Regions from separate parts of the Homo sapiens genome. Here region 2 is linked to region 1. The links are chromatin loops, found by intact Hi-C in ENCODE. Cell type or tissue: gastrocnemius medialis. All regions are shown on one strand.

Evidence for each region. A loop is a pair of places that touch in the nucleus more often than their neighbours do. Peaks named below come from ENCODE experiments on the same cell type or tissue, not always from the same donor. Only the 100,000 strongest peaks of a DNase experiment are listed, where the experiment ranks them.
Region 2: it touches region 1 in a loop (7-fold over the local background); 2 of 110 quality-filtered maps call a loop at or near these places.

Annotation. Positions count from the first base shown.
Region 1 is chr13:96,814,929-96,819,928 of GRCh38, forward strand. The region is part of intron 1 of HS6ST3 (heparan sulfate 6-O-sulfotransferase 3); the gene reads left to right. Among named protein-coding and RNA genes, the nearest start is that of LINC00359, 170 kb to the right of the region's middle. RefSeq lists an enhancer at 1,873-2,630. In gastrocnemius medialis, a CTCF peak has its summit at 2,623 (motif pointing left); a DNase peak (open chromatin) is centred at 1,533; H3K27ac peaks cover 1,572 bases.
Region 2 is chr13:96,221,269-96,226,268 of GRCh38, forward strand. The region is part of intron 1 of HS6ST3 (heparan sulfate 6-O-sulfotransferase 3); the gene reads left to right. Among named protein-coding and RNA genes, the nearest start is that of HS6ST3, 130 kb to the left of the region's middle. In gastrocnemius medialis, no CTCF peak of the experiment used is centred here; a DNase peak (open chromatin) is centred at 2,113; H3K27ac peaks cover 2,471 bases.

The DNA of each region.
Region 1 (5,000 bases):
ATTCTTGACAGTCCATTTATATTTATTGAAAAGACTCAGTTTATTAATGTGTGCAGCTAGTGCCGGTCCCTTCTTTCATTACATTCATCTGTCTCTCCAATAAAGATATACCTTGTTTTCATTTCTTATGGCCACAGTGACAAAAGTACCACTAACTGGGTGGCTTCAACAGCAGTTTATTCTCTCATAGTTCTGGAATCTGGAAGTCCAAGATCAAGATGTCAGCAGGGTTGGTTTCCTCTGAGGGTGGGAGACACCGTGCCAGGCCTCTTCTCTTTCGTCTGGAAGTCTCAGCTGTTTTTTGCCTTGTAGATGGGGTTCTCTGTATCTTCACATTGTCTTCACTCCACATATATTTGTCTCTATGTCCACATTTCCCCTCTTTATGAGGACACCAGTCATATTGGATCAGGGCCCACTCTAATGACCTCACCTTAACCTGATTTTCTGCAAAGACCCTATTTCCAAGAAAGGTCATATTCCCAGGTATGGGGCAGTGGGGTGGTGGTTAGAACTTCAACATCTTTTTTTCGGAACGGACACAATTCAACCCGTAACATCTCTCAGTGGGAGAACAATGATGGATTTTGTGTTGATTGGTAAAAATCAGCAGTTGGGCTGGTCAGTACTTCATTGAGAAAGACTAGTCTTCTGAAGCCTCACCCCTAACTAACCCCACCCATCATAGCAGATCATTTAATCACTCAATTTCTTTAGAGAGCAGTTGTCTGATAAAATACTATTGTGACCAGATGCACTACGAAAGGGGAAGGATGGTACAGGAGGGGTCCACTTATTCTCTTTAAAACACCAACCTTTGCCTTCTGCTTAAAGGAGAGGAATTCCTTCTCTTTATAACTTTAAGTTATTTAAGTTTTTTAAGGTCAAAATGTATTTTAAAGAAATGTACTTAAACTTGACTAGATATGCTGTGTTCAAAGCCACAATCCCCCATGAGCCGCTAAGAATCTGGAGGTTTCTACCTGTGGAATGCCTGTCCATCTCCTTCAGGGGTCTGCCTAAGTCCTAGCTGCCCTTAGAAGGGGCAGGGCTCTGAATGGGAATTGAGCAGAAGGTCCTTGTCTGTACATACTAGCCCTAGACTAAATTTAAATCCCCAGATCGTGGCTGCAATGTTCTAACAAGGAAGGCCTCACATATCCTGATGGTGCTTGAATGACAGCAACACTCTAGATAGATGCTGGAAAGCACAAAGGTGACTTGCAATGTGATTAAAAGGAAGGTTTTCAATGGAAGGGTTCAATGGAAGGCCAGACCTGAAAACAACAAAACAGGGCTGTTACTAGAATTCCAGAAGTCACCTTTGGAAATTCTAAAGAGAAATGACTGAGGCAAATTAAGAGGGGCTACTGCTCTGTAAACTGGGAATGAAACTTGAGGGTACCAGTGACTCTAAAAGTCCTAAGCCAAAAGTCTATGCAGTTTACATCAACGTTTGGTTCACGTTGTACTGGGGGGCATTTGCCAAGCAAAGTAGGATTTCACAACAGAAGAATTTGCTGTCCCAGAACATGTCTCTTGGGAGCCTGAGTGAGAACACTGGCCTTCCTGAGCCAGGGATTTGTTTAACAACAGTGATTCATAATTTCAACAACCAAAATGAATGTGGAAGCATGATGCGTGAAGACCCTGATTATGAGGGACAATCGTGCTGCCCTGTTCTCCCTGACCCCTCTTCAGGAGAGCCAGCTGTCCAGGGGAAAGGTATCACATCCCCCACATGCCACAAAAGTGCTCCTGCCCAGTGGCAGACCTATGCTCAACTTTCCTTGGGATGATTTTCTCATTAGATTAGAGAAAAGGCAGTTGTCAAAAAGCCATTTCACATCAGCGCTCCAAGAGGCTTTCTGAGTTTGTGCAAAGATTATTTGGGTATTTGAACTACTCTGATATAATGTTTTTGGGGCATTTCTGTTCCTCCATTTTCCCTTTGATAAGGGTGCTAGGTCGTGTTCTCTCTTCTGCTGGAGATGCGATTCCCGTCTGTCCTTATTCTGCCCAGGTGTGGTACGAGATTCTACCCCTATCTACTGGGTTGAACAGAAAATTAAAACGCCCTCTTGAATTCCAAGTGCCTTTTGTGGTTCAGGCTGTAAACACCATCAGCACCATCAGGCTCTCAGCATGAGTTAAATACCTCCAGAACTAATGGCTGTCGCAACTTCCCGCTGCCCCCAGAAAGGGTCATTGCATTTTAACTGCTGTGTCACCCTCCATGGCTGTTTGGGGGGTGCACGATGTAGGAGAAGGAGGCAGACAGCCTTTAAAATCCATCGGAGGTCAATGTATTCCATTATATACACAGTGCTTCACATTCAGTTTTAACCTTTGGTGAAATTTGCAGTGTTGGGATTTTTTATGCTAGAGTGGACGCAGGAAATCACAGGTGCAACTAATTTCAGCTTTGACTTACAATCACTGTGGGCCCCTTGAATTTTTATATGAAATTCTCTCTTTAGCTTGAATGTAACGTGTCAGAAGTCTGTAGCTTGTCTCTGTAATATACATTAATAGGTAATATTGATTTGTGGAAATTAATTACTAGAAAAATAGTTCTCAGCACTTAACTAGTGTTTGGGAAGATTCGAGAGCCCCCTTGTGGCTATAATCTTCCTTAACTGAAAATCAATGAAAAGCTTTTAGCTGGTTTTTTGTTGGATTTTTGTTGATGGGTCTTCCCCTCCCCACCTTTTTCTTTTGGTTGCAGTTGTTTGCTTGCTTTATGTGTATGCTTTGAATTGTTTTTCATTTAGATTAGCTCCAATATAACACGTCATTTCAAGAAAACACACAGAGATAGCAGCAGATGTCAGCAACAGGTGACCTTTTTTTCTGCTTATCACCAAGAGAAATAATCAACACAAAGGGGCATGTTTAGGGAAGTTCACTAAGAAGGGAAATTACAGTTGTGTTATTCTGTTGCTTAAGGGATGCGCCCCCTCCCAACACACCATTTTAATCATGTATTGATTGCACAAATGAAAAAGCCACCTCTTGTAGCCCTAAGCTACATTTACTTTGAAAGTCTTAAAGATTATTTTATCAGATTTACATATAGCCATGAAAAGTGGGATAGTGTCCCCATTTGAGTGTTTTAAAATCTCTAAGAAATGAATGTTGAAAGCTATTACCTCTGGAAGCTTCAATCATGCCTGAAGAAAAATATTTGCAACTTAAGGTCAGTGCTCCACACTTGAATTGATGAAGAGAACACCCAAGGCAAAGTTTAAACAGAACGAATTGATTTTTTTCTGGGAGACTTAAATTATCATGCATATATTTTTCTAAATGTCTGTCGTTGCTTTATTAATTAGGCAGAATTGCAGCTTCGGAGCCACTGCAGCTGAAAGATCCCATTGAATGTCCATGTGCTAAGCTGGGCTTCTGGAAGAAACTCATGCTAATTATCGTCAATAAGTGGATTTTGAAGAGAACCTGATTAGGGCTCTGCATTATTTCCAGCATAATTTGGTTTTCCCTAGATTAGTTTATGGACTGACACTGGCCTCTAGTCACAAATGAGTTACTAGCCCTGCTTGTTGTTCCTAGCATGGAGAAAAATATCGTGGGTGGGAGCTGAAGAACAAAAAGAGAAGCAAAAATGAAAGACAAAAGCCTTGGTGTTTGGGCCTGGATAAAATACATGAAAGTTAAAGATGGTATCTGTTTCCTATTTTGTCTTCAATGCACAGGCGCAATTAGCAAAAATCTTAGTTACAACACTTGGTTGGGAGTGAGAGAGGAGACTAGTGCACAGGTAATGCTAGCCAAGGTGAAGTGTTGAGCAGCAACCACTTTACTCTTTAGAAGCTGTGGAAAATTCCAAGCTCCCACACTATCCTTCTTGGTCTTTTCTTGATATAGAGCTTTTGCAATGTGCAAGTTCCTTTCAGAATATTCATAAAAGTCTACAAGGGTTGTATCAAAAGAACTCCACATCCATATTGAATAAACTCCCACTAGCCAAAAATTGGATAAATTGAGGATCAATAAGGATCATGACTACAGTGTGTTGAAACTTCTTAAGTATATTTAGATTCATGAGCTTATGGGATACTAAAACAAACAAACAGCAATAAAAATCCCCTTTGGGGGAGACTGTAAGAAAGCAACCCACTATTTTGAAAACTAGTAAGTAAAATGAATCAAACATTCATTTGCCTTTCCTATGTGAACTCTACCTCAGGATGCCAAATAGTTGATAAGGGAAAGTTTCTTTTTATAGAGGCATTCCAGCTAATAAATGAAAAAAGAAATGACAGAATAAGACTTTCACCATTTTGCAACCCCCTTCTGGATGAACATCAGTGGCCACTGCCATCAGAAAAAAAGAGACCCCAGACTTTATTTACCTCCAGACTGAAGTCTGGAACACTACCTACTTAGAAATGAGTGTATTATTTAAGAATGATTCTTCCATAATCAAAAAACATACCAGAAGGCATATCCATATTCTGGCATTTCTGGCTCATTCTCCTGGGTCTCCTTTTTCAGTTGATTTCAAAGAAAAAAATGAGCTAATATCAGTGAAACCTCCCAACTTGTAGAATAAAGCGTTAATTTTGTGTTTTCTTTCTAATTCTTAACTATGAGCAAAATAAGACGGTGTTGGGTAGTCAATTGATGACTCAGCACCTTAAGGTCAGGCCACGCAGTGTACCATTATATCATAAGCACCTCGCATAGTGTTTCTCATGAGACACAGAACCAACACGTGTATTTAAACAAGCAAACTAAATGAGCACAGGAGTTGAAGTAAGAAAAAAAGAAGTCCCAGCTCTACTACTTTTTACTTGTTGACCTTAAGAAAATCCTTGTATATGGCCAGGCACAGTGGTTCACACCTGTAACCCCAGCACTTTGGGAGGCTGAGGTCGGTGGATCACCTGAGGTCAGGAGTTTGAGACCAGTCTGTCACATGGTGACAGACCAGTCAGTCACATGGTGAAACCCCCATCTCTACTAAAAATACAAAAATT
Region 2 (5,000 bases), 590 kb before region 1:
CTATTATTCAAATTATTGGTCAAGGAAAAGTAGCAGTGATGCTGGGAAGTTGCTGTGTGATCCCTACCCTTCTGTCATTTTCAATTATTTATTGTTTCATTGCCTGTGGGGTATTCCCAGCTATAGAATTCAAGCTAGGGATTCTGATTGTCTTAAATAGTGTAGTGTTCAGGCCTTGAGAACAATGCTCATGGTAGCTTCCAATAAATATTTTTTGAGTGAATGTGATCTGATTCTAATTAACTGCAGTGGGATGGGGAGGAGGTAGGATTTGGGGGAACAGTTAGATGCAGGTGAGTGCTCTAAAGTCCATTCAACAGGACTTTAGTCTACTGACCAAACAGTAGAGGTCAGATACAGTACAGATATCAAGGAGTGATGGGGTAAACTGGTGATCCCTAGAGTCTAGCAAGCTAGGAGCTGGCTGCAAAAATCTCATATATCAGAAGGAACAAGGCTATTGACACATAACCCCTGGAATTCTAGATAGTTGGAGAGTTTATTAGCAGGTTGTATGATGTAAGCAACATAGAAGATCCTATGTACTGGAGTACTGGGATATAAAATAAGACATAGCCTTACATTAGGTCATTTGTCACTTTAGCATGGATGACTGAAAAATATTATATCTTCTATTTGAAATGGAAAAAAATCAATCAACCTTAGTTGTAATAAATGTTCTTTTAAGATGGTGAATTAACTGTTATTTTAAATTTTATAATAGATTTTAGATGGCTGAACTATAAACTGTAGCATGTTGATTTAAAAAGTGTTCCAATTTTGAAATACAGATGATGAAATTGACAGTGTGATTAGATAAAATCAAAGATATTTTTCCTTGGGCAACTGTAAAACATCAATCAAATTCTTTATTTAAAACTTCATAAGACAGTCTAGAGATGCTGAAGTAAATATGACTTCCCTCTTGGACACTTTATGATGTAACAGGGAATAAATTGATTTTATTTCTTAACAAGGGACAAACTACATAAGACAAAGAATAAAAAAAAGCCTTGAAATGGGCTTTAGTAATTTCTAGGCCCTGTAAAATGCTGCAGATGTCTGTATTGAAAGGTGATTGCAACATTTCTTGTGGTACAGCATCAACTTCATTTTTCCTGGGCTGAAGATTAATACCACAGGAAATTAAAGAACATAGTAAAGCCCAGAGAAAACTGGAGGCAAAATAGCTGGTGCAAGGTCAATATCCAAGCAACGAGGTAACAAGATCAGCAAATGCTAACAGCAGCTTCTAACTTTCTTTAATGAAAATTGCCCACTGAAATAACACCAGGTAAGTGGGCTTAGTTTTGTTACCTTGTTGCTGGATGATTTCTTCTTAGAGCATTGCTCTTTCTATAGGAGTACTGTATTCAGGCCTATCGCCCTGACAGCTGAATCAGAAATGGAAAAATCAGAAGGAATTTGTTTACAGAGAATTATTGTGTCTGCTAGTGAATTTTAAATAGTTTACACTTAGGACTTCTATGCCTTCTATGCCATTTTTTAGATTTCCATCCTTCTCCACTTGAATATTAATTTCTCATTTATCAGGGAGCATGCTTTAGCTCATAGAGTTTCAAGTTAGGACTCTTTTGTAAGGAGTAGGGATGACTCTTCTTCTAGCCTGTGTATATATATGTTTCAGTGGGGTTTGTGGATATGACCTGGTAAAAGGTGTCAAGTTAGGAGCTTCTGTGGCATTGTTATATCATGGAACTGCAGAATTTATGATGTGCATTTTGATTTGGAAATGGAATATGACTGCATAATATGCCTTAGTATGGATGGATGTGTTTGTGTTTTAAGTGACTCTTACTATTGTTAGCCATGCTTGCTTTGGAATACTTGGTTTCATGAGAGAACAAAATAATTTTTTCCAGTTGAATTTTCAGTATTAGTATGTTAGCTGTGTAATCCAATGAGGACAAGAATGGGAGAAATCATGAGTGACATTGGAGCAGGGAAGCAGAGTGGGACAGGAAGGAGGCATCTTTATTCTGCAATACGAAACATGATAGTTGCCATTTAGCAAATGCCCTGATGATGAGGTGGCCTCATATGTAGAGGCGTGCTTGTTGTGTTGGTCAGCACAGCCCCCAGACTCTGGAACAGGACAGCTTGTTCCAATGCCCTTTGCAATGTGGTTGCCTGCACAGTGGCTTGAACGCCTCACTGACACCATTCAGCTAATTTCAGCTTCGGTGTTGGCAGTGTTGATATACACAGAGCATTTTTCTGATGCCCCAGCCTGGGCCTGAACCCAAGAACCTTCCCTAGCATTGACATTCACGGATGGACCAGAGCAATTGCTTTCAGAATAGAATAGCTGTACTTTGTGGTGATACAAAATAACCCCTTGAATGTCCTTTCTGGAATGGATATGGGGGGGGGGAAGTTTTTGTCGTTTTTTATTTTCAGGTTATTTCTTTATTTGTGTCTAACTTGGGGGATGGTAGAAGAAGAAAGAAGATTGCTTAGATGTTGTAATAACATATATGTCACAATTTTTGGCTATGACTATGTAACTGACCCTGATAGTTGCTAACATAAAAGGTCAACAATGCTTTCCTTGGATATCTAGTTGGGGGACTTCAATCTCCCTCTCTAAGCCATGGGCAGTTTCTTCCAGATGGCAGCTAGTTCTTTATATAATCTAAAGCAAAATATTCCCTTCCCTCCCCTCCCGTCTCAATCTTCCCTTCCCTCTTCTTCCTTTCCCTCCCTTCCCCTTTCCTCCTCTTCTCTCCTCTCCTTTTGCACAGTATAAATTCAGTAAATGTATAAGAGCATGACTCAGCCTAATAGCAACCAGCTGTCCATCCTAGAGGCACACATAGCTCCTTTCCATGTTACCTATGGGTTTTCGAGATGTTCTAATTTCCGAGTCAGGATATCAGCCTCTGTGGTGCTTTCAGTTATCCATTGGTTCTTCAGGCTAATGATTGCAAATGAGACCCCAGAGCCCCATCACTGTTAACAGTGCTGGTTTGGATAGAGAAGAGTAAAGTCTCAAGGCCTATACCAAATTCTAACTTGAGAAATTTGAGATGAGCTGTTTGTCACTTTTTTTTTTAAGTGTCTCTCCGTCTGCTAGGCTGGGGTGCAGTGGTGCCATCACCAATTCATGGCAGCCTCGACCTCCTGGGCTCAAGTGAACCTCCTACCTCAGCCTGCAGAGTAGCTGGGACCATAGGCATGCCCCACCATGCCTGGCTAATTTTTTAATTTAAGACAGGATCTCACTATGTTGCTCAGGCTGATCTTGAACTCCTAGGCTCAGTGATCCTCCTGCCTTGGCCTCCCAAAGTGCTAGGATTATAGGCGTGAGCCATCACAGCCGATCTGTATGTCACCTTTTAGAAATTAACAAAACAACCTTGCTTATATATGTTCACAGTATTATGTTCTAGGCAGAATATAAATTGTCTTGTTTTAGGATAAAAGGAGACAGAGTTAGAATTAGGCAGTGCTTGGTCATCGAAGGTTACAGAGCCACCTAATTGTTTCATGATGCTGTAGACCAGTGATCCTTCTACAGGATTCTTCTGGTAAGAATCTCACATTCTCTAAAAATGAATGTCTGCTTTACCATCCATTACTTTGATTTCTTTTAGGCCATTCTTAAATAAATTGGGCAGACTTTTATGTTTGTTTAAGTGGAGCGTGTTTGCATTGTTACTGGGAGTGTGTTTAATTTTTCCAAAGGGTAATTGAACTATTCTGAAGTTGAATGCATGGTTTGTGCACCACAATATATTAGCTTGTAAGTTGGCAATTGAGAGAGTCCCTAAGAATGAAACATTTCCTTCAAGCATCGTAAGTATTTTGGGAGCTTAAAATGTGAATTTTGATCAGAGACATTTTTTGTAGATGGTAGACTTAATTGGTCACACCTGACAGGTTTACCCATATGCGAAGTCATTTGAGAAGTAAATGTGCATCACATCAAGTTTGGCCTAATTAAATTATCTGGGGTAAATAAGTATGTGGAAATGCTATGCCATTACTATAAGTCACCTACACTAGGAGGTGTAAACAATTAGCTATATGGGGTTTATTCCTTTTGGAAGTCTTTTAATGAACTACCAAATAATTTCCAAAGTCCACAAGTTAGGAAACATCAGACTTTAATATTTTAAGTATTGTTTTTTTCCCCAAAGGGGAACATTTTTACTGGGCATAATCATCTTACTTTGGAATATTTTCCTCACTGCATAGTTAGGATTATTTTAGATAATCATGTTGAATATGCAGCTCTTTATTTTATTGATGGAGGAGGTAGTACTAGAAAAGGGAAGCAATAGATCTAAGTGTTCTTGTACATCCATCCCACCTTGCATCAGTCTATGATAGAACATTTTATTTTAATAACTTTACTTTTCTATTTTAATAAATGATACATTTACAAATGGATTCTGGGTTTTTTATTCTGTGTTATTTATCTGGCAATTCTATTTACCCAGATTTTTTGGTTTTCATGTCTATATTTTCTGTTTGTGACCAACTAAAATTGATGAAAGTTAAGTATCTCAAGATTTAAGAAAGAATCGAAACTAAATTTCAACTGGGTAAAAAAGGGGGAATGTAAAAGAGTGAATAGAAGTATAGAGAAGTAGCTTATAAGCATGCCACCATTTATATGGAGAGTCCTGGGATAGTAGTATTAGGAAATTTGGTTTATGGTCTTGCCAATGACTCACTGATCTTAGTTAAGTGCGTTTTGTTGGGTCTCTGGGCTTCTGTTGCCCTCAGTGGTGGTGGGAATAATCAGGTTTCAGTGAAGACACAACCTCAAGTGTCACTTTAATGTAGACTGATTGGTTTTGGAGAGGGTCTGCCCTCTCAAAAACATATTTGATATACTAATTTAAATAATTTAGAACACTTAAAAACAACCAACCAATAGATTTATGTACATTTCAAAGAGGAAATACCTTGAAGATTTTTATGATTAAGATAAAGAAATTGGCCAGACGCAGGGGCTCATGCCTGTAATC